Regions from separate parts of the Homo sapiens genome. Here all the other regions are linked to region 5. The links are chromatin contacts, found by Hi-C or POLR2A ChIA-PET in ENCODE. All regions are on one chromosome and are shown on one strand. Each heading gives the region's core, a stretch centred on a gene start or an enhancer-like site at or near the end of the contact. The rest is flanking DNA. Distances are from core to core; before and after follow the strand shown.

Region 1 (4,877 bases), core at 1,461-3,960, 1.3 Mb before region 5:
TTGGTTCACCTCTCGTTGCCTACTGCATGTTGTGCACGAAATGACCTCAAAGGTCAACTTCTACGCTTTCCTTTTTGCAAGAACTAAACTCATACGTATGAGCCCTCCCCTTATGGAAACCTCAAACCCTGTTAGGCTACCCTGTCACAAACCCTGACTTGAATAGAGAAGTGTGGATCTGGGGGATAGAAGGGAAATTCTGGATGAAGTATATGTCTTTTTCATGCTCAAGCAGAATGAGCATTCAACTCATTCTGGTATCTTTGTTAAAGGTCAGTGGCTCTGCCAAAATGGCCATTTCCTTCTAGAACAACCCTGGGAAGCACCCTTAGTTCAATATCTGATCAGTTTTTCTCTTGGATCTTTAAATTCCGTATATGAAGCTGGTCTATGCTTTTCACTGTCACTTAAGACACTGCACTGTCACTATCAGTCCTCGGTACCAAGGATTGTCTGATAATAAAAATTTTAACAATCTGATTGTGACTATAAATTGGTGTAGTCATTTTCAAGGTCAGGCTGACAATATGCATCAACAGCCATAAAAATATTTAGATCTGTTGATGTTGAAAAATTTAATTCAAGGATCACATGTTTGGTCAGTAATCAGAGATATAGTCTAAAAATCTATGGACAGATATATTCATTGCGATGTTGTTTACCATGGAGAAAAATTCTATACCTCTTAAATATCCCTCAACAACAATTAGAAAAAAAAATATGGCATATTCTTAAAATGAACATAGCCATTAATAATCATGTTATGACCGGGCACGGAGGCTCACGCCTGTAATCCCAGCACTTTGGGAGGCCGAGGTGGGCAGATCACGAGGTCAGGAGTTTGAGACCAGCCTGGCCAGCACGGTGAAACCCTGTCTCTACTAAAAATACAAAAAAAAAATTAGCCGGGCATGGTGGCACATGCCTGTGGTCCCAGCTACTCGGGAGGCTGAGGCAGGAGAATTGTTTGAACCTGGCAGGCGGAGGTTGCAGTGAGCCGAGATTGTGCCACTGCACTCCAGCCTGGGTAACAGAACGAGTCTCCGTCTCAAAAAAAAAAAAAAAAAATCATGTTATAAGAGAATGGGGAAATGAGGCTAAAATGCTACATAACATGAAAAAAGGTAGGATACGCAATTGAATATCCAGAATGATCTAGGTTTGTAAAAAGAGGGACAGTGTTTACCAATATATGTAGAAGCAGAGAAAAAAAAATACTGGAAGGGAATACATCAAAATATTAACTGCAATTTTGGCTGAGAATGAAGTCCATAAGGGTTTTGTGGGGTTTGTTTTTTATCATTGTGCTTTCCTATATTGTTCAAATTTCTTAGTTATTAAATATTGCTTTTGAAAATTAAATATTGTTTTATAAAAAATACTGTTTTATGAAAAATTTATTGAACTTTTCATAATGAAAAATTCACTTACGAAAATAATATTTCACCTAAGCTTGCTGATCCTTTTTTGTGTGTTTTGTGACGGGGTCTTGCTCTGTTGCCCAGGCTGGAGTACAGTGGTGCGATCACAGCTCACTACAGCCTTGACCTCCCAGGTTCAAGCAATCCTCCCACCTCAGCCTCCCAAGTAGCTGGGACCACAAGCACATACCACCATGCCTGAATTTATTTTTTATTTTTTATGGAAACAGTGGCATCTAGCTATGTTGCCCCGGCTGTCTTGAACTCCTGGGCTCAAGTGATCCTCCTGCCTTGGTCTCTCAAAATGTTGGGATTACAAATGTGAGCTACCACGCCCAACCTGATCCCTAATTAATTAATTAATAACATGAAATGGGGGCACAGCAACATGCTAATAGTCTAATCCACATGATGGAAGTGAGAATGTCAGTTCTAAGTTCCTCCTGTATTTTTTCCACTCTTCTGCTTATAAGAAGGTCATCATGATTACATATAACATATGCCATACAAAAAGCCACTACTGTTACTTTCAGGTATGATGAATAAAAAGATTGCCCAGGCAAGTTGAGCAGGAGATGGCTGCTCTTGCAGTCTAATTAAGGGACAATGTGCCACCACCATTCTCTTAACCCACTGAGAGAACACAGGAAACGCCAGCTGCCGGAGCAGAGTTGGAGAAGAGATGGGGTGGCAGCGGCTGGGGTCTAGCTGAGACGTCCTTCTGTTTTCTTGGGTTAACAAAGGGGAAGAGACAAACCTTTAGCAAATGCATCCAGCTCAGAGCACATTTAAGCAAACTCTGCGGAGTGTGAGGAGGGTGTCTGGTGGCCCCAGAGAGTGGCTATGTTGGAACCCATGGCTGTGGCCATCGTACTCTTCTATCTTCAGGAAACTGCTCACCTTGTGATCAGAACTTTGACATTATTGGCCACTGGGTGACCAGATGCTGTCCTTAATGGCACTGGATATGTGTCTATTGTCATTTACAAGAAAAGAAGCTTCAGCCGTTCCTTAGGCGATACACAGAGTTAACTTGTAAGGTATGATGTGAGATTCACATGAGATCATGTTGTCCTCCATGCTCTCTAATTATTCTTTGGTTGGTATTGGTCTCAGCAGGAGAGATTGCAAGTCTTCTGGTCTCACAAACTACCCCTCCCACGCCAATCCCATCTGCTCCATCATGGGGCATCATCTTGCCGTTGGTCAGCCATGTTCCCCTATCTCATACTGATGCTTCCTTGGAAGTCCCCGTGCTAAACCACATTACTTTACCCTGGAGATGCCCCAACTCCTCCCCAAGGCCTAGGTGAAGTGACTCAACCATATGTACACAGTATCCTCAGATGTACACAGTATCCTCTCCATGGTAGTGAATCTGTATACTAATTTATACATAATCGATTTATGGGTGTAAAGACTTCACAAATAACTAAACATACAAAATGTGAATTCTCCTTCCTTCTCCTAGCTTAAGATTAGCTCAAAGACAATGAAAGCTGTACTGTGCTGTGCAATCTTCTCACGACCCACACGAAACAGGAAGCTCCTGGGGGTTTCTCACAAGCATGTGATAGATAGTTGTGGTTTCAGTGCAACAGTCAGGTAGATTTTGCAGCCGGAAACATTCACACAAAACATCCTTTATGGCTTCTGTCCAACTCCAGTGTTAGTCAGATGCAGTCCCTTTTACACTTTGACAAAAACCATTTGATTTCTCACACTGTATTTATTTTTTCTTATTGCAATGTCTTGTCTGAAGATACCAGACAAAGGATGACAAACTGGAGCCAGCTGAAGTGCAGGGCCCTTTCTCAGCTGCTCTTAAGAATCCCTCTCAGCACTTTGGGAGGCTGAGGCGGGTGGATCACCTGAGGTCGGGAGTTCGAGACCAGCCTAACCAACATGGAGAAACCCCATCTCTACTAAAAATACAAAATTAGCTGGGCGTGGTGGTGCACACCTGTAATCCCAGCTACTCAGGAGGCTGAGACAGGAGAATCTCTTGAACCCAGGAGGCGAAGGCTGTGGTGAGCCGAGATTGTGCCATTGCACTCCAGCCTGGGCAACAAGAGCAAAACTCCATCTCAAAAAGAAAAAGAATCCCGCAGATTGAGCCATTTTCCCCTGAGCAATAATCCCTCAAGCTTCTAAAGACACCACTTAGAGAAGGAAGAGCCTCGCCCCACTAATGCAGCTGAGTGATGCCCTTTGGGAAATTAGGCTAAGAGGGAATACCTTTTAGCTGCCTTCTGTTATTAATCTGGTCTCAATACCAATCAATGTTATTTATCACTACTGAACAAGCATTAATGCAGAGTCTGAAAGGGGCCTTAAATCTCGTGTAGTATGCTCAGAATCCTAGGAATCACACTTTTAGATCCCAATGGTATTGGGTCAAGGTTTTCCCTTCCATGGCAGATGAAGTTCACAATTTAGGATGCATGCTCACAAGCTTTGCAAGGAGATTACACTTCCGTTATGAAGAAAAAAGCAAACAAAAAAGAAAACCTCTTGCACCATTAATTTCAACTGCAATCAAATTGCAAGATTTTAAGATGATATATCTTGCACAAAGGTATTGTAGATAGAAGAGAAGCCTTTGTAAATATTTATATATTTCTCCATTGAGGGTTTTTAATTTTTGTTTTGTTTTGTTTTGTTTTTGTTTTTGTTTTTTTTAACTTCAGACAGAGAGCAAAGGAAACAGAGCTGGGTCACGATATCTCAAATGGAGGATGGTTTCTCTTACTCGTCTTCCATTTCCTCTATTCCTCATTCTCAAAGTCACACACCTTAATAAACACCCCAAGAAACATTTCTAAGTAGACAACACACAATTTTTAGTAATTGACTTATACAGCAAATGCTTATTTAGCTACAGCTGCTATGGTGGCCTGTCTTCTTAAAACTCACTAAGGGTCTTCCAAACCCATATTTTTGTCATCATATTAACCTTCTTTCTCACTAAATTATTGCTGAGATAAAAATAAATCAACAAATGAACCAAAAAATAAAATGGGTTTGGGATTCATTGCCCTTTCCTGTTATGTCCCATCTAAACTCAAGCCCAAGAAGAGGAGAAAAGGCAATACAAAGTCTTGGGAAAAACAAAGACTAAAACTCTTTCTGAAAAAATCGCACACAGCTGCAGAAGGAATAACTTCTCTGGGTGGGAGGGTGTGGGCAGGGCAGTAAAACAACCTGAGAAACAATCAAACCTTGCCTTCCCCAGAGCCCGCTTCGGACATGGTGTGGGTTGCATCCTTCTCTGCAAACTGCCTGTGTGCTCTGTGGCACGGCTTCCGGCAAGAGATTTCCTGTAAAGGAGAAAACATGTAGTGATGCTGTTTGCCCATGTTCTGTGCTCCTGCCCTGTGTTTTCTCCAGTTTTCAGCTTTCAAGAGCCTCTCAGAGAGAGTACACTAGATGCTGATATGCCATGCTGCCAGGCAA
Region 2 (5,492 bases), core at 2,051-4,550, 1.7 Mb after region 5:
GGTCCCCTCCTTCCCAATGGCATATCGGTAAGCAGCTAGATGGTCTTCACGTGTTCACTCAAAATGACCCTATCTCAACAGGCCGAATGCACCAATGGCCAAAGCAGCTGCCTTCTAGCAAGCCAGACGCTAAAGAGATGGATAGCAAGGGCAAATAATACCACTCTTCTCACTATAGTTTTTTGTTTCAAAAAAGTTATCAGTCATAAAAATGTTACTAATATTAACACATAATAGGGTTTGTATTGTCTTTTTTTATTTATTGAGATGGGGCCTTGCTCTGTTGTGCAGGCTGGAGTGCAGTGGTGCGATCAGAGCTCACTGCCACCTCCACCTCCCGGGCTCAAGCCATCCTCCCACCTCAGGCTCCCAAGTAGCTGGGACCACAGGCATGTGCCACCATACCCAGCTAACTTTTGTATTTTTTGTAAAGATGAGGTTTTGTCATGTTGCCTAGGCTGGTCTCTAACTCCTGAACTAAAGTAATCCTCCTGCCTTGGCCTCCCAAAGTGCTGGGATTACAGGCATGAGCCACTGTGCCCGGCCTATTGTTATCTTTAATAAATAAATATTTTAAAAATTTCCCAGCGCTAACTTCTAAATTAGCAAATACTGACAGATAAAAATCCACATAAACACTGATAGGTCCCTGGGTGGGGAAAAATGAAAAACAAAACAAAACAGTTAGAAAAAAGAACTTTAAAAAAACCAACACAAACAAAAGCTCTTTGGGATCCTCAGCATTTTAACATCGGAAGGAGGTTCTGAGACCAAAATGTTTGAGAACAGCTGTAATAAACTCTTGAGTAGAATGTTCTAAGATTCCACTTACCTATGATATTTTAATTTTTAAGGAAAATGTTTTGATAGCTTGTACAAATGAAAGTAACGTTTAAAAAGCAATTCTGGGGCCGGGCGCGGTGGCTCACGCCTGTAATCCCAGCACTTTGGGAGGCCGAGGCGGGCGGATCACGAGGTCAGGAGATCGAGACCATCCTGGTTAACACGGTGAAACCCCGTCTCTACTAAAAATACAAAAAATTAGCCGGGCGTGGTGGCGGGCACCTGTAGTCCCAGCTACTCGGGAGGCTGAGGCAGGAGAATGGCGTGAACCCGGGAGTCGGGAGTCGGAGCTTGCAGTGAGCCAAGATCGTGCCACTGCACTCCAGCCTGGGCGACAGAGCGAGACTCCATCTCAAAAAAAAAAAGTTCCACTGAGGGGCTTATAGAAAGGCACACTGCTTTCTATGCACTGCCTCATTCCTTACTGGTCTTTGGATTCTATTCCTGCTTTACAGATGAAGAAACTCATATAAAGTAGCTTGCGTCTGCTACGCAAGCTCAAAGTTCGGTCAGGCTGGATTGACCCTAAAGCCAAGGCACACTACCAACAAACAGGCATTTCCTTTACTACTGAAAAACATTTCCCCAATTTTCTGTGATACTCACATCCTATCTGACGCTTATCAAGGGCGATATCCTCAAAAACCCCATCTTTTTCAGAAGATGGAGAGCCGAGAGTTTTCAAAGGGAGTTTAAAAGTGAGTTCAAAATACATCCTTCATTGAGCTTTGGAGCTGTAACTTGGAACCCACTCTCACAAGCACCGGGACACTATTAAGTCACAGAGGACTCCAGGGGCAGAGACGACACCAGCAGAGCGTATCCAGTGGCAAACAGTGACCAGCTCCAAGAAGCCATTTGTTGTAGGGAATTTACCCAAGCCCGGTCCAAGGCTACTAACTTTTTTCTTAATGCTTTTCAGAAATTCTAACCCAACCTGAATTCTATTAGCTCAAATCCCAAATTAATAGAATCTAAATTGAGTTCCTACTGAAAACTGGCTCCACTCTTGAGTGACCAGGGTAGAATTTCCAACCCATCGCTAAATCCGTCAGCGCATTCCAGCTCTGTTTTCACACATATGACATATAGATACATTCATATGTACGGCTCGGTTTTAGACTGTCTTTAGTCATGACTTATTTTCAGATTGTTTTATCTGTAGTGAAAAAAGTTTTAGATCAAATTCCCCCCTTCTATCCAATACAACACATTTGTCATTATACAAACAGGTGCATTTCGGAGCGCACAAGAGACAGCGCATCTGGATACAAGATCACACACAAGTGCCCATGACTGCCCACATTTGCAGTCTAATTTTATGCTGGTTATTCTGAAAGTTGCAGATGACTAAAAATGTAACTTCCTTACCAAACAGGGGCCACGCTGGCAATAACTGAGACATCTAAAAAACTGGCTGGAACATAAACTGCTAAAATAAGAGTCTTAGACATTTGCCTGACTTCTGTACTTATTTTTTCAACAAAAAGAAAAGGGGATACAGTTTCCTGGCAGAAAACTGGCCAGGGCCCAACTCCTAAAGCACATAGCCTTGTGTCTCCAATTCAAATGAAACGAACTTCAAAGAATATTTACCACTGCTATGAAAAGGAGTAGAAAAGTAAGCTAACAGATTAAGAAAATATAAAGTCTAATTTACTGTCTTTATTTACTTTACATAAAGTACTTTATTGTAAAGATGTCATTAAATTATGACAAAGGAAAACATGACTTCAGGTTCAGCAGAACAAAATTTTTGCTTTTTGATAGATCTTTCATTTTATAATCACCCCTATAATAAAAGCAGTCATCCTTGGAAAGAGAATTTCTCAGGATGGCAGGCATCTTGTAATAGAGCCGTGGGGTTCTCTGTTGAACATCAGCATCTTGTATAAATGCCTGCCACACACTAACATGAGCAAGCTAAAATAGCAAAGGATGTTGCAAGCGTTGACACGAGCCATCCGAGAGATTATCTAGGGTATGTGTCCTTCACCTCAAGCCTGCTCCCTCAGCCCAGGAGACGTGCACCAGCTCCCTCCAGAGATGCTGGCTCTGAGCAGCTGGGAGGCCGCCGCACGTATCATCTGCCGGGGCGGGAGGCCTGAAGGAGGTGCGCATCTCTCTCTTTCTCCCCCGGATGACACCCCCAGCCCGGCAAACGCCTCCCATTTGCTGCTGATGACACTGCAGGTGAGACAGGCAGACTGGGCCCAGCTCTACAGCTGGCACGGCTCAGCCTTAAGGCACCAACCTCACTCTCTCTCTGCACCTGGCCCACGCCGGGTCTCCTAATGCTGCCAGCCTGTGCTGGGGGAAGCCTCCTACCATGTGGCCTCATACTTGCAAACTGCAAACACCCCTCCAATGAAGGGAGGTGGAGTGGAGAAATGGGCCCTGCGTGTACCGGCACAGAAAGCCCAGAGCTACAAGAGCCCCACCCCCATGCGATGTGCGTGCAAGTGCTTAGCACATGTGGATGTGCTTTTCCGGCCAAGGTCATTTAGCAGCAGATTCAGGAAACACGCTTGGGGCGATTAGGTCCTGGTCGAGGGCTCTGAGTCCCAGGACTCAGCACCTGGGCTGGTCTCACGAGAGACCCCCATGGGAGTCAAAGCTGGTCCGGCTTTGCTGTCCCCACCCTTGAACCCAGGCATCGGGGCTAACACTGGCTCCATGGAGGGCTGCAGACTTGTACTCAGGGGCCACAGCACTCGTGTGTGCTGGATTTCCACATGGTGACAGCAGCCACAGTCAAAGGAGCGTGGGTGTGGGGCCCTGAGATGCAGGCGACATTTGTGGGGCCAAGTCCTCCCCCCTTCACAGAGAAGCAACAGGAACTCCCAGGCCCTCCTACGCAGAACACACATACAAGAATACCAGGGGTGGAACAGAAGGAAATGTTTAGCTGAAAACAAACGCAGCCGTGCAAGAGCTCTTTCACATTCAGATTCTCCTCGCGGTTGATTCCGGGTGAGGTGACAGGGCATGCCACCATCTCAGGCAAAATGAAATTCACCTGCCTAGGACTCTGAGCTCAACTCTCCAAACACCACCGCTTCCCTGAGGCTGCCGTGAGCCCCTCGTGCCAAGCCACAGACTTGTCTCCTATGAAGATGACCCATGAACATCAAGCATAAAGGACGCCCAACAATACAACCATCGTGAAACAGTAGGAGTAAGAGCATCTGAACAGATCGAATCATCCAAGCATCTATTAGAGTCTCTGTAGAGCTGCTCATGTGAGCTCAAGGGGGCAAGACTTTAACACGTGGGGGAGGGGCTGCTCTCCAAAAGCCCAGCTGATAGCCACAGAGAAACTGCTGTTAAGTGTGGAAGGCAGGCCCAGCCTTTGACACAATCTGCAGTCTCACACAGCAAATGGAAACCAGGACACACGGCACACGAGGAAAGGCTGAACGACTCAGTGCCACCGAATACCAAAGCCACTATGCTGGCTTTGCATGTCCTGCGTGGTGAAGGAGCCTCAGGACAGACGCACGACAGGTGGCCAGCTTCCCAATGCCAGAGAAGAGCAGGCTCTCCTGGCTAGAAATCAAAGTTGGAGAGGAAAGCAGTAGGTGGATACCCACCATGCTCACCACGTCAGGAACAGGGAATTCTTCCCCCATGCAACAGAGCTGCCCGGGCCGGAGCGGGACCACAGCCTGCTCAGGGCACTGTCCCACAAAGGCAGGTGGAAGCACCAAGCACCAACTTCAGGAAGGGTGGGGCGTGGGCGGAGATGGAGGTCACCCATCTTCCCTCACTCCTTCCCCCTTGTCAATCACCTCCTGCTTCGGAGCAGAGGCTCCAGAGACCCAGGGAGCAGAAGGCAGTGCCCCCCACCGCATGCCCCTCCTAGGCCAGGGAACATCCAGGCAGGAGAGGCTCTGAGTGATCATCAGGAACACCCTCCAGCCACACACAAGCCACCCCGTGGAGTTTTTCCAGCAGGCTTTCCGCTGGAGGTCGTGTCCCCGCTGACCCACCTCTCCGTGGCGCCCTGTGCGGAGGTGGCCCGTGCACGCCGCAGCTCCTCCTCTAGGCGCTCCCGCTCCTCCTCCAGCCGGGCCACATCTCCCGCAGAGCGGCGCTGTGCAATGATGAGCTGAAGCTCCTGCAGCAGGGCCTCCTTCTCCTTGATGAGCTGCAGCCGGTCCCTGTCAGCCTCGGCCGTGCTTGGCCAGGACTCATTGTCAAGCCGGGCCAGCTGCTGCTGGATGTTGGCGACTCTGCAAGAGAGACGGGGAGGAAAAAAGGACATCGGCGGACTGAAAACGCCGTCTTCACACCTTCTCCACGTCTCACACTGATTCTATAAACTCCTTTTGCCAAATAAGTAGTGAAATGATTACACCAAGTGACCCTTACACTTAAAAGGATATGGAAACAATGTCCTAAAAAATGGTGCAGAAGTCTTTTCCTGAAGCTCCCTTAGCCTGAGATTCGAGATGAAAATAACCCCATCGTGCCTGTTCCGAAGAACTGACAAAAAGGCCAGCAGCCCTCAACATGCCCATACTCGGCGGCTCAGACTCCTGGTTTCCTACATGAAACTGTCCCAGAGCAGGAGGGAGTCTGCTTGTTTCTTCTGCCCACCCTCATCAGTAGCTAAACAGCATGCTGGACCCCCAGAAGTGCTGCCG
Region 3 (5,270 bases), core at 2,721-5,220, 1.2 Mb before region 5:
AAGGCTTGCTATTTTGCTTGAAAGAAATTGCAATGTTTTAAGATGAGTCGTACAATAAGAAAAATGAATTAAGCTTTTCTCTGCCCCTCCCTGCTCCTCCAATATCCTGGGGTTGACTCACTCCGGAGAGCTACAGAGTGGCCCCATCAGTGGGCATCCACTTGTATACTCCACGTCTGGAAGTGGGGGCCACTAAAAAGTACAAATGTTGCCGGCAGGGCGCGGTGGCTCACGCCTGAATCCCAGCACTTTGGGAGGCTGAGGCAGGCAGATCACGAGGTCAGGAGATGGAGACCACCCTGGCTAACACGGTGAAACCCTGTCTCTACTAAAAATACAAAAAAATTAGCCAGGCGTGGTGGCGGGTGCCTGTAGTCTCAGCTGCTGGGGAGGCTGAGGCAGGAGAATGGCGTGAACCCGGGAGGCGGAGCTTGCAGTGAGCCGAGAATGTGCTACTGGACTCCAGCCTAGGCGACAGAGTGAGACACCGTCTCAAAAAAAAAGAAAAAAAAAAGTACAAATGTCTTAGCCATTCAAAGTGGCAGCAAGAAGGGCCACTTGAATTAAAAGTGAAAAGGATTTTTTTTTCTTTGTTTTCCTGGAATCTCCCTTGCTGTTTGCCAAGCCAAGATCATGGCCTCATACAGAAACCCTGGGCCAGCCAGTGACAGCTGGGTTGCCCCAGGCAGTCCTCCAAACCCTCGACTCTGCTGAGACACACACAGGTTGCCCAGCAGCTCTTGGGTCATAGGAGCCTTATCCTTGAGACACTACAGTAAGCTCTGAGACTTGTTGAAGAAGAGGGCATTTGCCTTCCCTATTCCCATCTCCAAGATGGGAATTATTATCGAGCTAGAGCTGATATTGGCTGAGGGAATTAGTCTTTCTTTCCCTCAGATGGTTTATGGCTTATCTGGGTGGTGGGAAATCTTTCTAGTAACTGATGAGAGTGTTCCACCTCTGCTTGCCACCTCTCTAGTTCAACTTCGAACAAAAGAGACCAGCAACAATTCCCAGTGTGATGTACAACCTTCTGGGCCATTGGTTGGTAATCCAGAACATTCCATTTGCCTTTGCTGAGCGCATTTAGGAAGATCACAACTGTTATAAGGTGACTAACCATTTTCACCGATGGCAACAAGTCTTGACTGGAGGAGGAATATTTTGGCAAATGCCTAGAAATCTAAAGTCAGATATCTACCTCCCATTCACCATCCCATCCTCACATCTTCCACCTGGTCCTACTGAATACAAACCAAATGGTCTAAAGTCTTCAGTTGTAAAGAAGCCCTACATAGCTGTGGAACCCTAGGCCCACTGGAACTGGTTTTCCCTCCAGAAGAGTAATGGGAACTGTTATAGCCTTTTCCACTTTAGAGATACGGTTTTATTTTTTTCTTATTGTCACTGTTACCATTTTCCTCTGAGAAGAAACTGAGTTTGCAAAAAGATTTGAGGAGCCCAATTCTCCTAAGCTCAGTCAGATCACAGTGCGGGGGCCTTGCCTTTACCTCCTGAGCTATCTTCTGAGTCCCCAGGAGATACATTCACGTGGCGCAGTCTCAGTCAAAGTTGTTGACACCAAGAAGTTCTGGCAAACTGGTAAGTATGTGCAAATGTAAACAGCAAGAGAAGGGAGGTTTTCCCTGGAGCATCTCTGCTGTCTACGAACTGGCTCTGCAATCTGCCCCCACTCATTCACAACCCTCCTTCCTTGAAGATGGCTCAAGCAGAGGCTTTAAACAGTGGACAGTGACAGCCCCTTATAGAGGAAAAGCCCCTGCATGCCACATGCTATTTGCTATTTTTATTTCACAGCCAAGGATGAAACCTTTCATTTGCAGACACAGACCGAGTCACCCCTGTGGCCAAGATTAATATGCAAACATCTCAGTTTGCAGTCTGGTGGGGAAGGAGAAGCTTCCTCAATTACTTATGCAGCAGTAACCCTTGTCCACTTCTCACCTCCCAGAGTTTCAGGCACAGGTACCCCTTTTCTCTTGCATATGTCATGTAGTCTCAACTGTGTCTTCAATCTAGGAACTTTACCCAGCCCTGGCAAGCTGTACTAAACCCTAGTCTGAGACATCTGGCTTTTGCCCAGATAATTACATGCCTAACATTGTAATTCAGGTTTGGCACTGCTATTTCATAATGTTTTCTTTTTCTAAGCTGGAGCCTTCCAAGGGAGGAGAGTAGGACAATGGAGAAATGAAGACAGAAAAATGCAAGCATTAACCCTGAGGTTTCTTTCTCAGTTGCATTCAGCAAACTAGCAGAGGTACCTAGACTTTCAATACCCAAAATGTGGTCTGTGAACTGGCAACCCCAGGATCACCTGGGAGCTTATTAGAGTCTCAGGTCCCACCTAGACCTCTTGAATCAGAATCCGCACTTTAACAAGATTCCCAGGTGACTCATGTACATATTAAAGTTGGAGATGCATCCTGAATTTGTCACATCAGTGTGAAAGGTGCTGAGCACAGGGCAGATGCTCATGAACTGACCACACAGTGGGGAGTCAACTCTAGGTGAATTCCATGCCACCCCTTTCTAAATGTTAGTGACTATTACTGCTGCCACAAGCTGATATGCGAATGGTGTTGGACAATTCATTTTGTACTCATAAGAAAATCAGTATCAATTGATTGCAAGGGGAAAAAATGCTAGACTTCAAATTCCTACTGCAGCAACCCATTTCCAAGTGCGGGTGTCGAGATGGGAGAAAAGAGGGCTTGTCTTGGGTCAGGAGAGCTGGGTTTCATTCCCAGTGGGTGCCTAGCCAGCTGGGAGACCCTGGGCAGTCATGTCTTCCTTTAGTGCCTCAGTTTCTTCATCTGCACAGAGGGAGAATGGAAACTAGACTTAATGGTATTTACAATCATGACCTACAACATAGCATGGACCCTCCACCCTCCCATTTCTTCTCTAATCCTTTTATCCTATTTCACTTTTCTCTAAAATGCTTAGCAATACACTTGCCACATTATATATTTATTTGTTTTTTTGCACTAAAATGCAAGCTTCATGAGCCACTGCATCCAGCCTGATAATGTTTTTAAATTTGCTGTATGCATCACATCCCCTTTCCTTGTTTATCATTCTCTGAGAAACAAATGTTCTCCAGGGGTTCCGTATTTTAAAAGGAAACTAATTTTTCCTCATCCCTCAAAAAATTCGAGGAAAGCTGGGAGAAGGCATTCATAGGCAGATAAGTAACAACTTATTTCCAAAAACTAGATGCAAAGGCTGCAGGCCTACAAAATGTTGTCTTTTATAGACTCCTCACTTTTATAAGATGCAAAAAAAAAAAAAATCAGAGGAATAGCTTGTAACAAATGGTTACAACTATGGAAATACAGGAATGGCCAAAAAAAGGCAAAATTCCACTATAATAGTGTCATGTGCTTTTCCTCATTGGTTCCTCCTATTTAAACCCTTAGCATGTCTCTCCATCTTCTCTTACCCTCTCAAGCTACATTTCAGATGGCCCCAACTCCCTGATTTGTTTTCACATATCATTTAAGGGCTAGCAGGGCAAAACCTTCTGAAAAGTCATGCAGATGATCATTTGCCTGGCACGCTTTTTTTTAAGTCAGGACTCAAATGAATTGAAAAGTTGCAAACATATTATTTGCAGGCAATGTGCTCAGACCCCCTTGCCTCGATAGTGGGCTGCATGAAGCAGTGGTGGTGCACCATCATCCACCATTTCTGGTGCCAAGTTTTGTCTCGTGTCCAGCTGAAATGTTAGTCATCTTATAGAGCTGCTTGGAAGATGCTATTACATGTAAGTCCCAGCAGTTTTTTCCTCTCAGTACTAGCTTTTTGTGAACGTCATGAGACTGGGAGAAAATCTCTCTGCCAACAAGTGCTCAGTAAAAACCTCCATCCCAGAAATTACCCTGATATATGCAAGTGTGGCAGCGTGAGAGGCAAGTGGGTTGGCAAAGGGCCACGTGGATTCACATGCCACTACCTTCTATTTCCCTTTGTTCAGCTGTGCTGTTCGCACAGGGTGGTGGGTTCTCTCTCTCTTTTTCTTTTTTCTCCTTACTCTTAGCTTTTCTTTCTCTCTCTTTCTTTCTTTTCTTTCTTTCTTTCTTTCTTTCTCTCTCTCTCTCTCTCTCCCTCTTTCTTTCTTTCTTTTTTTTGGCAGTTGAGCTTTGAGCAGTGATGCGTTTTGTTTCAAAAGAGAATCACCAACAGAAAGGGATTGCTCATTGCTCATCTAACTTCAGGGCTCTCTTCTTGTAGAATGCTTCTGCCCACTCACTGTTTCATATGAGAAAGCATTTAAATTCAAAACTCACAAAGTCAGAACTGAAAGTATGTGGGTTTCAGTTCTCCTTATCCGTTTTCCCTTCTTTAAAAACTAAGGAGCCCTATTTGGAGATGTGCGTGCCTGCCAGGAATGAGGTGTGGGGCTCTAGGGTGCTGCGCTGGAACCCATGATGACATGGTTGGCCTATTCATCATAGACCTTTAGAAATGGAAAGAACCAGAAAAGGGCCTGGAAAGAACCTAATTCAATTATTAGGAAGAACCGAATTCATTACTTTTAATGGCAAAAACTGCAATTACTTTTGCCCCAATTTAATACATCATTTTACAAATGAGAAAATCAAAGCCAGAGAGAATGACCTGTCCAAAGTCACATGGCTAATTAGACCCTGTATCACATGTAGACCCTTGTATCTTGGCTGCATTTGGGTGTAGTTGCCAATGTATGTTTGAACTTGGATCTACAACTCCTCAGCAAAGTCAGAGAATCATGCAATTAAAAAAAAAAATGGAGCTAACAGCAAGTCCCAGCATCTCCCCTTAGTTTTGAAGAAGGCAGCATAAACCAGGATCTAGACCCAAAGCAGAGGTCTTGGTAGTTTTTACATGAAGAAACTCATGTGATTCCCAACCAATTCTATGCAACCACAGTTAAAGTGATTTATCTTCAACATCTGGCAACCTAAAGAACTGAAGTAGAGATGACGTTGGGAAGCTGAGTTCCAGGAACATTTTTGTCATGGAGGTAAGGTTCCTGGGTCATCATGAATTAGATGAAAAAGCTCCTTATAACTGGCCACAAAGAAGGCATCAATGACTTTACTAGGTGAAAATGTGGACTAGTGTTTGGATTTTCAAAACAAGCTGATATCAGCCACATGTAAGACCAAAGCAATAGTCACAAAGAAATCCAAAGGACAGCCTCTGGGCTGAGAATTAATAGATCCTTTTCAACAATTTTTACGATAACTTGTTGACAAGATGAT
Region 4 (5,543 bases), core at 509-3,008, 1.2 Mb before region 5:
TTGGGGGGTGGTGTGGAGAGATAATGGACGATGTTTCTCAGGGCTGCTTCGAGCGGGATTAGGGGCGGCGTGGGAACCTAGAGTGGGAGAGATTAAGCTGAAGGAAGTTTTTGTGGTAAGGGGTGATATTGTGGGGTTGTTAGAAGAAACATTTGTCATTTAGAATTATTGGTGATGGCCTGGATACAGTTTTGTATGAATTGAAAAACTAAACGGAATAAGAGAAGGAGAAAACAGGTATTAAAGGACTAAGAATTGGGAGGACCTAGGACATCTAATTAGAGAGTGCCTAAGGAGGTTCAGCATAGCCTTGCCAGTAAAGATTATTTATTTACTTCAAGAGTTTAGAGTGGCAGTTTGGGGATAGCACCAGGAGATATCAGCTGTGATGTCTTGGAGAAACAGTGTAAACCGGCAGTGTAAACAAGAGCAGGGCATGTATGAGTAGTTGAGAACGGTGAATAGGAGTATGACTAGACAGAAGATAGTAGGGATGACAAGTTTTTTGGGGCACAGTCTAAGTTGGTCTGGTGTCTGGAATGAGACTGGGGCCTAATAAAAAGGAGCGTCTATACAGGAGCTCAAATGGGCTGTACCCTGTAGCATTCTGAGCACAGGTCTGACTTCTGAGAAGGAAAAGTGGTAAAAGTATTGTCCAGTCCTTTTTAAGCTGGTGGCTGAGCTTGGTGAGGTGTGTTTTTAAAAGACCTTTAGTCCGTTCTACTTTTCCTGAAGACGGAGGACCGTAAGGGACATAAAGGTTTCCTTGAATACTAAGAGCCTGAAAAACTGCTTGGCTGATTTGACTAATAAAGGCTGGTCTGTTATCAGACTGTATAGAGGTGGGAAGGCTAAACTGAGGAATTATGTCTGACAGAAGGGAAGAAATGACTGCGGTGGCCTTCTCAGACCCTGTAGGAAAGGCCTGTACCTATCCAGTGAAAGTGTCTACCTAGACTAAGAGGTATTTTAGTTATCTGACTCGGGGCATGTTGAGTAAAGCTAATTTGCCAGTCCTGGGTGGGGGCAAATCCTCGAGCTTAATGTGTAGGGAAGGGAGGGGGCCTGAATAATCCCTGAGGAGTAGTAGAATAGCAGACGGAACACTGAGAAGTTATTTCCTTGATGATAGATTTCCACAATGGAAAGAAAATGAGGAGAGATTCTAAGAGGCAGGCTAGTGGCTTGTACTATAGCATAGCCTGCCTTTGCTGGTGTGTGGCGATTAGGCCTGGTGGAACTGCCATCAATAAATCAAGCGTGATCGGGGGAGGAACAGGAAAGAAGGAAATATGGGGAAATGGGGTGAATGTCAGGTGGATCAGAGAGATACAGTCATGGGGGTCAGGTGTGGTATCAGGAATAATGTGGGAGGCCGGATTGAAGTCTGGGCCAGGAACAATGGTAATTGTGGGACTTAACAAAGAGTGAGTACAGCTGAAGGAGCCGGGGAGCAGAAAGTATATGCATCAGGTATGAGGAAGAAAATAGATTTTGGAAGTTATGAGAAATGTAGAGAGTGAGTTGAGCATAGTTTGATTTTTAGGACCTCTAAAAGTATTAAAGCAGCGGCAGCCGCTGCCCACAGACATGAGGGCTAGGCTAAAACAGTAAGGTCAAGTTGTCTGGACAGAAAGGCTACAGGGTGCGGTCCTGGCTCTTGTGTAAGAATTCTGACCACACTAACCATGCCTAGGAAGGAAAGGAGTTGTTGTTTTGTAAGGGATTGAGGTTTGGGAGATTAATCGGACACGATCAGCAGGGAGAGCACGTGTGTTTTTATGAAAATTATGCCAAGATAGGTAACAGACGAGGATGAAATTTGGGCTTGACTGAAGTAATGGGGGCTGCCTGTGAAGCCTTGCGGCAGTACAGCCCAGGTAATTTCCTGAGCCTAATGGGTGTCAGGGTCAGTCTAAGCGAAAGCGAAGAGAGGCTGGGATGAAGGGTACAAAGGAATAGTAAAGAAAGCACGTTTGAGATCCAGAACAGAATAATGGGTTGTAGAGGGAGGCATTGAGGAGAGTATATAGGTTTGGCACCACGGGGTGGATAGGCAAAACAATTTGGTTGATAAGGCGCAGATTCTGAACTAACCTGTAAGCCTTGTCTGGTTTTAGGACAGGTAAAATGGGGGAATGGTAAGGAGCGTTTATAGGCTTTAAAAGGCCATGCTGTAGCAGGCGAGTGATAACAGGCTTTAGTCCTTTCAAAGCATGCTGTGGGATGGGATATTGGCATTGAGCGGGGTAAGAGTGATGAGGTTTTAATGGGATGGTAAGGGGTGCATGATCGGTCGCTAAGGAGGGAGTAGAGGTGTCTTATACTTGTGGGTTAAGGTGGGGAGATACAAGGGGAGGATGTGAAGGAGGCTTTGAGCTAGGGGAAAAGGTGGCAATGAGGTGTGGCTGTAGCCCAGGAATAGTCAGGGAAGCAGATAATTTAGTTAAAGTGTCTCGGCCTAATAAGGGAACTGGGCAGGTGGGGATAACTAAAAAGGAGTGCTTAAAAGAGTATTGTCTAAGTTGGCACCAGAGTTGGGGAGTTTTAAGAGGTTTAGAAGCCTGGCCGTCAATACCCACAACAGTTATGGAGGCAAGGGAAACAGGCCCTTGAAAATAAGGTAATGTGGAGTGGGTAGCCTCCGTATTGATTAAGAAGGGGACGGACTTACCCTCCACTGTGAGAGTTACCTAAAGCTTGGCATCTGTGATGGTCTACAGGGCTTCTGAGGCAATCAGGCAGCGTCAGTCTTCAGCCGCTAAGCCGAGAAGATCTGGGAAGGAGTCAGTCAGAGAGCCTTGGGCCAGAGTTCCAGGGTCTCTGGGAGTGGCTGCCAGGTGAGTTGAACAGTCCGATTTCCATCCAATTTCCAGTGGGGTCCCGCACAGATGGGACACGGCTTAGGAGGAATCCTGGGTTGCGGGCATTCCTTGGCCTGGTGGCCAGATTTCTGGCACTTGTAGCAAGCTCCTGGGGGAGGCGGTTCTGGAGGAATGCCTGGCTACTGCGGTTTAGTCGTTTGGAAGTTCTTGTGTGCTGGAGATGTGGCTGGGGTTTGTCTCACAGTGGAGGCAAGGAATTGCAACTCAGAAATATGTTGCTACTTGGCTGTCTCTATTATTGTACACCTTGAAGGCGAGGTTAATTAAGTCCTGTTGTGGGGTTTGAGGGCCGGAATTTAATTTTTGGAGTTTTATTTAATGTCAGGAGCGGATTGGGTAATAACATGTATATTGAGAATAAGACGGCCTTTTGACCTTTTAGGGTCTAGGGCTGTAAAGCGTCTCAGGGTTGTTGCCGAACGAGCCATGAACTGGGCTGGGTTTTTCATATTTGATGAAAGAGCCTAAATGCTCACTGATTTGGGAGACATCTGATAAAGAAAAAGGAGCATTAACCTTGACTATGCCTTTAGCTTCAGCCACCTTTTTAAGAGGAAATTGCTGGGCAGGTCGGGGAGGGCCACTCACGGAATGAAACTGTAAACCAGACCGGGTGTGAGGAGGGGAGGTGATAAAAAGATTATAGGGTGGAGGAGCGGAGGCTGAGGAAGAATTGGGACCTAGCTCGGCCTGGCAAGGAGCAGCCTGGGGAGGAGGGGAGAGGTCAGATGGGTCTGTAGAAAAGGAAGATTAGAAAGACTCAGCAACACTTGGGGTTGGGACTGAGGGGACAGGCGGGAGGGAAAGAAGGAAGATTTGGGACAAGTTGCACTGGGCACAGAGACTAGGGAGAGACCAATGTGTAAAACAATGCTTGGAAGTCAGGCACCTCAGACCATTTGCCCATTTTATGACAAGAATTATTTAGATCTTGTAGAATGGAAAAATTGAAAGTGCCATTTTCTGGCTATTTGGAACCACTGTCAAGTTTGTATTGGGGTCAAGCGGCATTGCAGAAGAAAATAAGGCATTTAGGTTTTAGGTCAGGTGTGAGTTGAAGAGGTTTTAAGTTCTTGAGAGCACAGGCTAAGGGAGACGGAGGAATGGAGGGTGGAAGGTTGCCTATAGTGAAGGAGGCAAGCCCAGAGAAAAGAGAGAGTAGAGACATGGAGGGAAGGGGTTCGAGGGTTCTTAACCTCCAGAAAAGCGGGAAAGGGGTCGGGGCACGGAAATAAGGGGTTGAGGTGCAGAGATGAGAGGTCGGGGCACGGAAATAAGGGATTGGGGATTCTTGCCCCCTAGAAAAGCGGGACTTGCCACTAAGGGTGAAGGAGAAGGGGTTGAGGGGTTCTGGCCCCTCCCCCAGAAAAGTGGAGAAGGGGTAGAGACACGGAGAGAAGGGGTTGGGGTACTTGCCCCTCCCACAGAAAAGCGGAACTTGCCGCTAAGCATGAATGACCAAGGCAGGCATCCCTGGGTGGTCTGACACCGCTGAAACGTGGGTGAATAATCAGAGAGGCATCCCTGCAATGATTAAACACCAAGGGAAGGCTGCCTTCCCAGTCCGTGACCGGCACCAGAGTTTTGGGTCCATGGATAAAGCATGTCTCCTTTGTCTCTACCAGAAAATGAAAGGAATTGAAATTAAGAGAAGGGAGAGATTGAAGTGTGGCGCCAAGATTGAAAGGAGAAAGAGGTTGAGGGATAGTGAGGGAGGTTGGAGAAGAGAGTAAAAAGAGGCCGCTTACCAGATTTGAAATTAGTGAGATGTTTCTTGGGCTGGTCGGTCTGAGGACCTGAGGTCGTAGGTGCATCTTTCTCACAGAGCAGAGAGCAGGAGGACAGGGGATTGATCTCCCAAGGGAGGTCCCCCGATCCAAGTCACGGCACCAAATTTCATGCGTGTCCCTGTGAAGAGACCACCAAACAGGCTTTGTGTGAGCAACAAGGCTGTTTATTTCACCTGGGTGCAGGTGGGCTGAGTCCAAAAAGAGAGTCAGCGAAGGGAGATAAGGGTGGGGCCGTTTTATAGGATTTGGGTAGATAAAGGAAAATTACAGTCAAAGGGAATTGTTCTCTGGCGGGCAGGAGTGGGGGGTCACAAGGTACTCAGTGGGGGAGCTTTTGAGCCAGGATGAGCCAGGAGAAGGAATTTCACAAGACAATGTCATCAGTTAAGGCACGAACAGGCCATTTTCACTTCTTTTGTGGTGGAATGTCATCAGTTAAGGCAGGAACCAGCCATCTGGATGTGTACGTGCAGATCACAGGGGATATGATGGCTTAGCTTGAGCTCAGAGGCCTGACAATTGGGTTTGACCAACTCTATCCAACTTGATCAAATCTGAAGGAAAGTTCCACATTACGGGGAACAAGACCTCTGAATTGGCTAAATTCCACAGCTGGAAAAAAAAAAAAAAAAAGCAGGGAGAAGGAAAAACAGTCCAGCAAAAGGGGATAAAAGAGAAAGGTTCTTGATTTTGACTACCCTGAGGGCTTTATTTACATAATAAGGCCAGTTTTTGTTAGCCAAGCCAAACTGAAAGAGTAATGGCTGTCGCCCCATGCAGCAGTTCCATAGCTAAGCTTCTGCCCCCACTTTTTTTTCATCAAGACAGTCTGGGTTTGGTTTCTAAAGCCCTTTCTGGTTTGATATTT
Region 5 (5,493 bases), core at 79-2,578:
TAGTAAGAGAGAGAGGAGGGTCACAGCTTGATTATCTTAGGAGGCCAGCATGCTGACTGACAATCCAGCAGGTCCTGTTATTTTTTCCTAGGTCGGGGTTGGAGCGGGTGTCACTGTCACTGCTCTTCTCCCAGCAGACCTTCCTACAGCCCCTGCCGATGGAACAGAGGCCTCAGAGTTGCCACGTGCAGAGCTTCTGCTGGCATCTTGACCGTGGTCAGTTTCTTTGTGGTTTTTATGGCCCTCCATGGCCATGATCTCAGCCACCTTTTGGCTTCACTCGCTTGTCAGGTCTCAGCAGTGCCTGGCCACAGCAGGTGACATCTTCTATACATATGCTTATCACTCTGAGGGGTCAGCAATTTCACTGTAGGCTGAGCCATTTGTCATAAGTGACACCATTTTGAGACATTTGGGATCAAGAAACATGATTACATATCATCGGGGAATTTAGACAATTATTTTCGGGGGCAGTAAACCATTAGGGAGAATAAATGGACGGTGGAGGTGAGAAACAGACACTAAGAAAGGTGAGAGGTGGAGGTGCACAGGAAGAAAGGTTGTCTTATTATGCAGATGGAGTCTTCCAGGTCATCTTTCTGAGCTGCCCTCAGAAGAATAGATGAAAAGTCTGTCTGGGTCTGGTGCTAACTCCCAGTTTTTTATCTTCATAGATGGTTGATCTTTCCTAGATATTTGATGAGATCCCTAGGGAGGCGGTTTAAGACAATTACATTTCTTTTGGAAAGATGCTTTCTTAGTGAGATAAGGAAATTCCAGAGACAGTCCCTCCCAGAGCTTGGGGGACAAGAGGGAGGCAGGGGGAGACAAGACAAGGTAAGAGGGACCTTGATTCTGACGCCTCTCTGCATGTCAAAGCATGAGTCTTGGGGTATTGCTTTCTGAGCCTCAACAGACTCATGTCAGGCAGAGGAGCTGAGATAACTTCTATGGCAGGAGTAGGAGGAGCTCAGGCAACAACTGCTATTCTAGTGATGTATAAATTTTCAGTCTAAAGCAGTTCACATGTTGTCTGTGTGAAGCAATGAACACTGAATGCCCAGAGCTATTTTAACACATGAGCTATATGGACAAGGATACACAAGAGAAGTTAATCAAGTCCCTTCACACTTACCAAATAGGTACTTTGTAAAAGCAACTCTCCAGAGAGACGTGGGTTTTTCTCACAATTTCCCCCGGGGAGCACACTGGGCCACGCACCTCCCTCCAAACCTCTGCTGCACCATCTCAGGAAGCAGAGGCCTGGAACCGTGCCTGAAACTCCTTCACTCTGCAGGTGCGTGGTGACAGCCTGGCCCGGGTGGCAGGCTGGAAAATATGACGACACAACCACAAAAGGCAGCATTTTCACACTAGCTCTTACAGACTGTTAGTATCTGTCATTCAACATTAGAGAAAAACAAAGCCCAGAGGGCAGCAAGATGAGAAGTATTTCTATGCTGGTGTCTCATTTGCAAGGAAAAAATAAAATGTGACCTCATAAAGCACCAAAGTATCACCAATGAAATAAGAGATGTTAAGAGTTTGCTGAAAAGTGCAGAAGTTAAAAAAAGTACTAACTACTAAAAAGTGGTCAAGAGGGTTTTGAAGTCATAACTTTCCTTTTGATTCATTATTCAGAACCCAAGAACTCAAATATTTGGTGTCATGGGAACATAAAGCTAGTAAATGTGTTCTGCAAATAGCAACTATCCCACTGTTTGTCTTTTGCTTACCAAATAGCATTTCACGTTATCAAATATCCTTTTTCCCAGGACATTAAATGATTTTATGGAATCTAAAAAGCAATGGTAATTAAGTAAGGAAAAATGTTGTGCCTCCATGTGTACCCTCAAGTAATAAACAGATTCAATACATGGTGCTTGATGCTATTAGTAGGGGATGATGCAGATGATACGAAAATAACAAATACAAGCTCACTATGTGATCATTTTTGTATTAACTTCAGTTAGTTTCAGATACTTTATGTGGGTATTATTAGAATCAGAGATTTCATTCCTACATAATTCATTTTACTTTATTTTTTATTTTTATTTTTTGAGACAGGGTCTCACTCTGTCACCCAGGCTGGAGTACAGTGGCACAATCTCAGCTCACTGCAACCTCTGCCTCCCAGGCTCAAGCAATCCTCCCACCTCAGCCTTCCAAGCAGCTGGGACCACAGGCGTGCATCACCATAACTGGCTAATTTTTGGATTTTTTTTTGTAGAGACAGGGTCTCTCCATGTTGCCCAGGCGATCCACCTACCTTGGCCTCCCAAAGTGTTGGGATTACAGGTATCAGCCACTGCTCCTGGCCTCATAATTCATTTTAAATCTATTTAGAATGCAGGAAAAACACTATTTATTTAGACCAGAGGTCAGAAAAATAAAATCCACAGGACAAATCCTGCCTGCCACCTGTTTTTCTGTTGTTTTTTTGTTTGTTTTTGTAAATAAAGTTATATTAGAACATAGCCACGCCCATTCATTTATGTATTACCTCTGGCTGCTATTACACTACAATGGCAGAGGTTGAGTGGTTGCAACAGAGACTTTATGGCCCACAAAGCCTAAAATATTTACTACCTGGCCCTTGACAGAAAATATCTGCTGACTAATACACTAGACATTTCATTATTTACCCTCACTATCACTATGGCACAATAAATAACATATGTAAAATTTCAATATCTGATTTTCCTGGAGAAAATTAAAGGAATTTATATTAAGTTTTGGTATATTCCCTGCAAATATGGCTGCCAAGTAGTCTGCCTTTGCCATCAAGACCTGGAGTTTATTTTCCCTTCCCTTGAATATAAGGTGGTCTTGTGACTTGCTTTGGCAGCACAATATGGTAGAAGAGGCCTGTCAGCTTCTGCTTTCCCTCTTGGAGCCCTGAATCACCATGTGGAGAGTTTGTCTCCTCTGCTGGAAAGAGAGGCTCAGCCAGTCCCAGATACACCAGCTGTGGTACCAGTCTTTGAGTGAAGCCATCTTGGAGATCCTGGCTGCAGATAAGCTCCCAGCTGAATGCAACCCCAGGAGTGGCCACAACCAACAGTGTGGAGGAGAAGAACTGCCTAGCTCAGCCTAGGCAACCAACAGGGTGGGGAGAATAAATCATCATTTTAAACCACCAAACTGTCATTATGCAGCAATAAATGAACTCAAAGTTTTGATGTTCCATTTAGTATTTCAAACTTTCTTTAGGATATTTTAAAATAGTTCTAAAACAAGACAACTCTATCGTCTTCTTTTATATCTTAAAAGCAAGAAACATCATTCTGTTCAGATGGCAGTGTGAGCAGATTGGATGAAAAATGTCTCTCATAAACTGCATGTAAGACATGGAGACTCAAAGAAAAAGCAAAGTTATCTGGCAACAGCAATAAGATACAAAATCTCATCTAAATGCTGAGAAAAAGATTTTTTTTAATCCACGAGCTAAGTGGTCAGGGTTTTCAGAATCTCATTTTTTAAGAAAGCATTTCTTTTCTCAATCTATTTGTCTTACTAAAAAGCAAGCAGGTCAGGAGAAAGAGACTTCAAGGAAATAAAAAACATTGTTAAATTTAAGTTAGCTGGTGGCAGGTGATTTACAATTGACTAGTAATATAAGAATAAAAATTGAGAAATACTCCCAGAAAAAAGAGAAAATAGAGGAAAACAATAAGAGAAGAAATTGATGCAAACATGACAATAAAAGTCTTCAAGACAGACATTTCGAGCAGGGGATTGCATTTTCCATGGGGCATAGAAAAGGGGGTTCAGTTAGGCAACATTTATTTAAATTTTATTTAAAGAAAATGATGAGTTGAACTAACCACTGAAACACTTGTGCCTCATAAAGGAGACAAAATGGTACAGTGCCTACCAGAAACGGCATGGATGTTTCTCAAAAAATGAAAACAGAATTGCCATATTATCCAGCAATCCCACTTTTACTTCTATATCCAAAAGAATTGAAAGCAAGATCTCAAAGAGATATTTGCACACCCATGTTCACAGCAGCATAATTCACAATAGCCAAGAGGTGGATGCAACCCTAGTGTCTACCAACAGAAACAAAATGTGGTCTATCCATACAATGGATTATTATTCAGCTTTAATAAAAAGAAATTCTGACACATGCTACAACAACATAAACCTTCAGGACATTATGCTAAGTGAAATAAGGCAGTCACAGAAAGAAAAATACTGTATGATTCCCCTTATATGAGGTACCTGGAGTCATCAAATTAATAGAGATGAAAATACAATGGTGGTTGCCAGAGGCTGGGGGAAAAGGGAAGTGAGGACTTGTTTAATAGGTTCAGAGTTTCAATTTTGGTAGATGAAAAAGTTCTAGAGATCTGTTGCACGACAATGTGAATGTACTTAACACTACTGAACTGTACACTTAAAAAATGATTGCAATGGTTAATTTTATGTTATTGTGTTTCTTTACTATTAAAAAACTTAATTTTTTTTTAAAAAAGAGACTAGAAGGAAAAACTCCAAAATAGTTATGGTGACGAGCTATGGCATCATGATGTTGGATGATTTTTTCCCCCTTTTATCTGTGCTTTGATGTGTCTGTGTCTTTTTGTTTTTAGTTTGTTTTTATATTTGGAAAATATTAGTTTCCTATAATTTTAAAAGAAATGGGAGTTAGTTGGGTCAAAAATAATAATAATTACCTTAATATATTTAGACAAGGATTTTTTAAGTCTATAAGTAGGATGAAGGAAATAATTAAAGCATCAAAACAAATATATTAGAAAATAGAAAACCATAGCATTATTTACAAGCCCAAGAGTGCAAGTTTCTTGAAAAAAAAAATACATATATATATAAAGAGAATAGCTTTGCCAAATATAATCAATAGAAAGGGATGAGGAAAATGTCCATTAAATGAATTATGAATGTTAAAATAGCAGCTGCTGAAAAAAATCCTTTGAAACTGCAAGAAATAACTAAGCAGGCACAGCTGTAATATATTTGAAAATCTAGATCAGGCTTAGCAAACATTATCTGTAAAGGATCAAATAATGAATATTTTTAGCTTTGTAGGCCATGCAGTCTCTGTAGCAACCACTCAACTTCTGCCATTATAACTTGAAAGCAGTTACAGACACTATTTAAATGAAAGGGTGTGGCTGTGTTTCCATAAAACTTTAGAAAAGCAGGCAGGAGGCCTGATTTGGCCCACAGGTCGTAATTTGCTAAGTGATAGAGGCTGGGGTCACTTTTCCTTCACGTTCTAAAATTTGGCCTCCCCACATCACTGTGACAACCTTCACCAAGGTAATAAAGAGCTGGAGCTACTGTATCTTTTTCTCCTGGGCCACTGACATCCTCATGGATAGCATTCCTAATTAGATACCACTAAACAAACACTGATTCTGGATACTCAGAATCCATAGGCATCCCGCTTCCACATTTTATATTTTATATTAAAAAACCAAAGTGTCATAAACCTTAGAGGGCAAACAGAGGCAAAGTAAAACT

The links. A loop is a pair of places that touch in the nucleus more often than their neighbours do. ChIA-PET counts read pairs that join two places held with the same protein, here RNA polymerase II (POLR2A). Pooled maps may share reads with other maps.
Region 1: a map with no recorded cell type shows a loop between it and region 5 (33-fold over the local background). The contact joins two enhancer-like sites. A Hi-C loop is called at or near these places in 8 of 37 single-sample maps with no recorded cell type and 3 of 50 pooled maps.
Region 2: a pooled map shows a loop between it and region 5 (25-fold over the local background). The contact joins two enhancer-like sites. A Hi-C loop is called at or near these places in 2 of 37 single-sample maps with no recorded cell type and 3 of 50 pooled maps. POLR2A ChIA-PET finds 5 or more read pairs at or near these places in 1 of 52 experiments (GM12878).
Region 3: a loop to region 5 is called in a pooled map, with 7 times the contacts of the local background. The contact joins two enhancer-like sites. A Hi-C loop is called at or near these places in 1 of 37 single-sample maps with no recorded cell type and 2 of 50 pooled maps. POLR2A ChIA-PET finds 5 or more read pairs at or near these places in 1 of 52 experiments (OCI-LY7).
Region 4: a loop to region 5 is called in a map with no recorded cell type, with 4 times the contacts of the local background. The contact joins the promoter of TLR8-AS1 here to the enhancer-like site in region 5. A Hi-C loop is called at or near these places in 2 of 37 single-sample maps with no recorded cell type and 2 of 50 pooled maps.

The regions. Positions count from the first base shown.
Region 1 is chrX:13,085,569-13,090,445 of GRCh38, reverse strand. LOC105373133 (a long non-coding RNA gene) reads right to left here. Exons shown (of 4, transcript NR_171577.1): 3 at 4,648-4,741. Among named protein-coding and RNA genes, the nearest start is that of FAM9C, 43 kb to the right of the region's middle. RefSeq lists enhancers at 2,642-2,801, 2,872-3,091. Within about 2 kb of position 2,710, at least 12 of the 41 ENCODE cell types and tissues checked have a DNase peak (open chromatin) inside an H3K27ac peak, as active enhancers do.
Region 2 is chrX:10,109,364-10,114,855 of GRCh38, reverse strand. It overlaps WWC3 (WWC family member 3), which reads right to left. Exons shown (of 24, transcript NM_015691.5): 10 at 4,836-5,078. Among named protein-coding and RNA genes, the nearest start is that of CLCN4, 45 kb to the left of the region's middle. RefSeq lists enhancers at 3,888-4,067, 4,002-4,719, 4,720-5,437. Within about 2 kb of position 3,300, at least 15 of the 41 ENCODE cell types and tissues checked have a DNase peak (open chromatin) inside an H3K27ac peak, as active enhancers do.
Region 3 is chrX:13,004,876-13,010,145 of GRCh38, reverse strand. No RefSeq gene overlaps it. Among named protein-coding and RNA genes, the nearest start is that of TMSB4X, 32 kb to the right of the region's middle. RefSeq lists an enhancer at 3,995-4,044. Within about 2 kb of position 3,970, at least 11 of the 41 ENCODE cell types and tissues checked have a DNase peak (open chromatin) inside an H3K27ac peak, as active enhancers do.
Region 4 is chrX:12,939,515-12,945,057 of GRCh38, reverse strand. It overlaps TLR8-AS1 (TLR8 antisense RNA 1), which reads left to right and starts at 1,758. Exons shown (of 5, transcript NR_030727.1): 1 at 1,758-1,880; 2 at 2,724-2,840.
Region 5 is chrX:11,788,811-11,794,303 of GRCh38, reverse strand. No RefSeq gene overlaps it. Among named protein-coding and RNA genes, the nearest start is that of MSL3, 33 kb to the right of the region's middle. Within about 2 kb of position 1,328, at least 5 of the 41 ENCODE cell types and tissues checked have a DNase peak (open chromatin) inside an H3K27ac peak, as active enhancers do.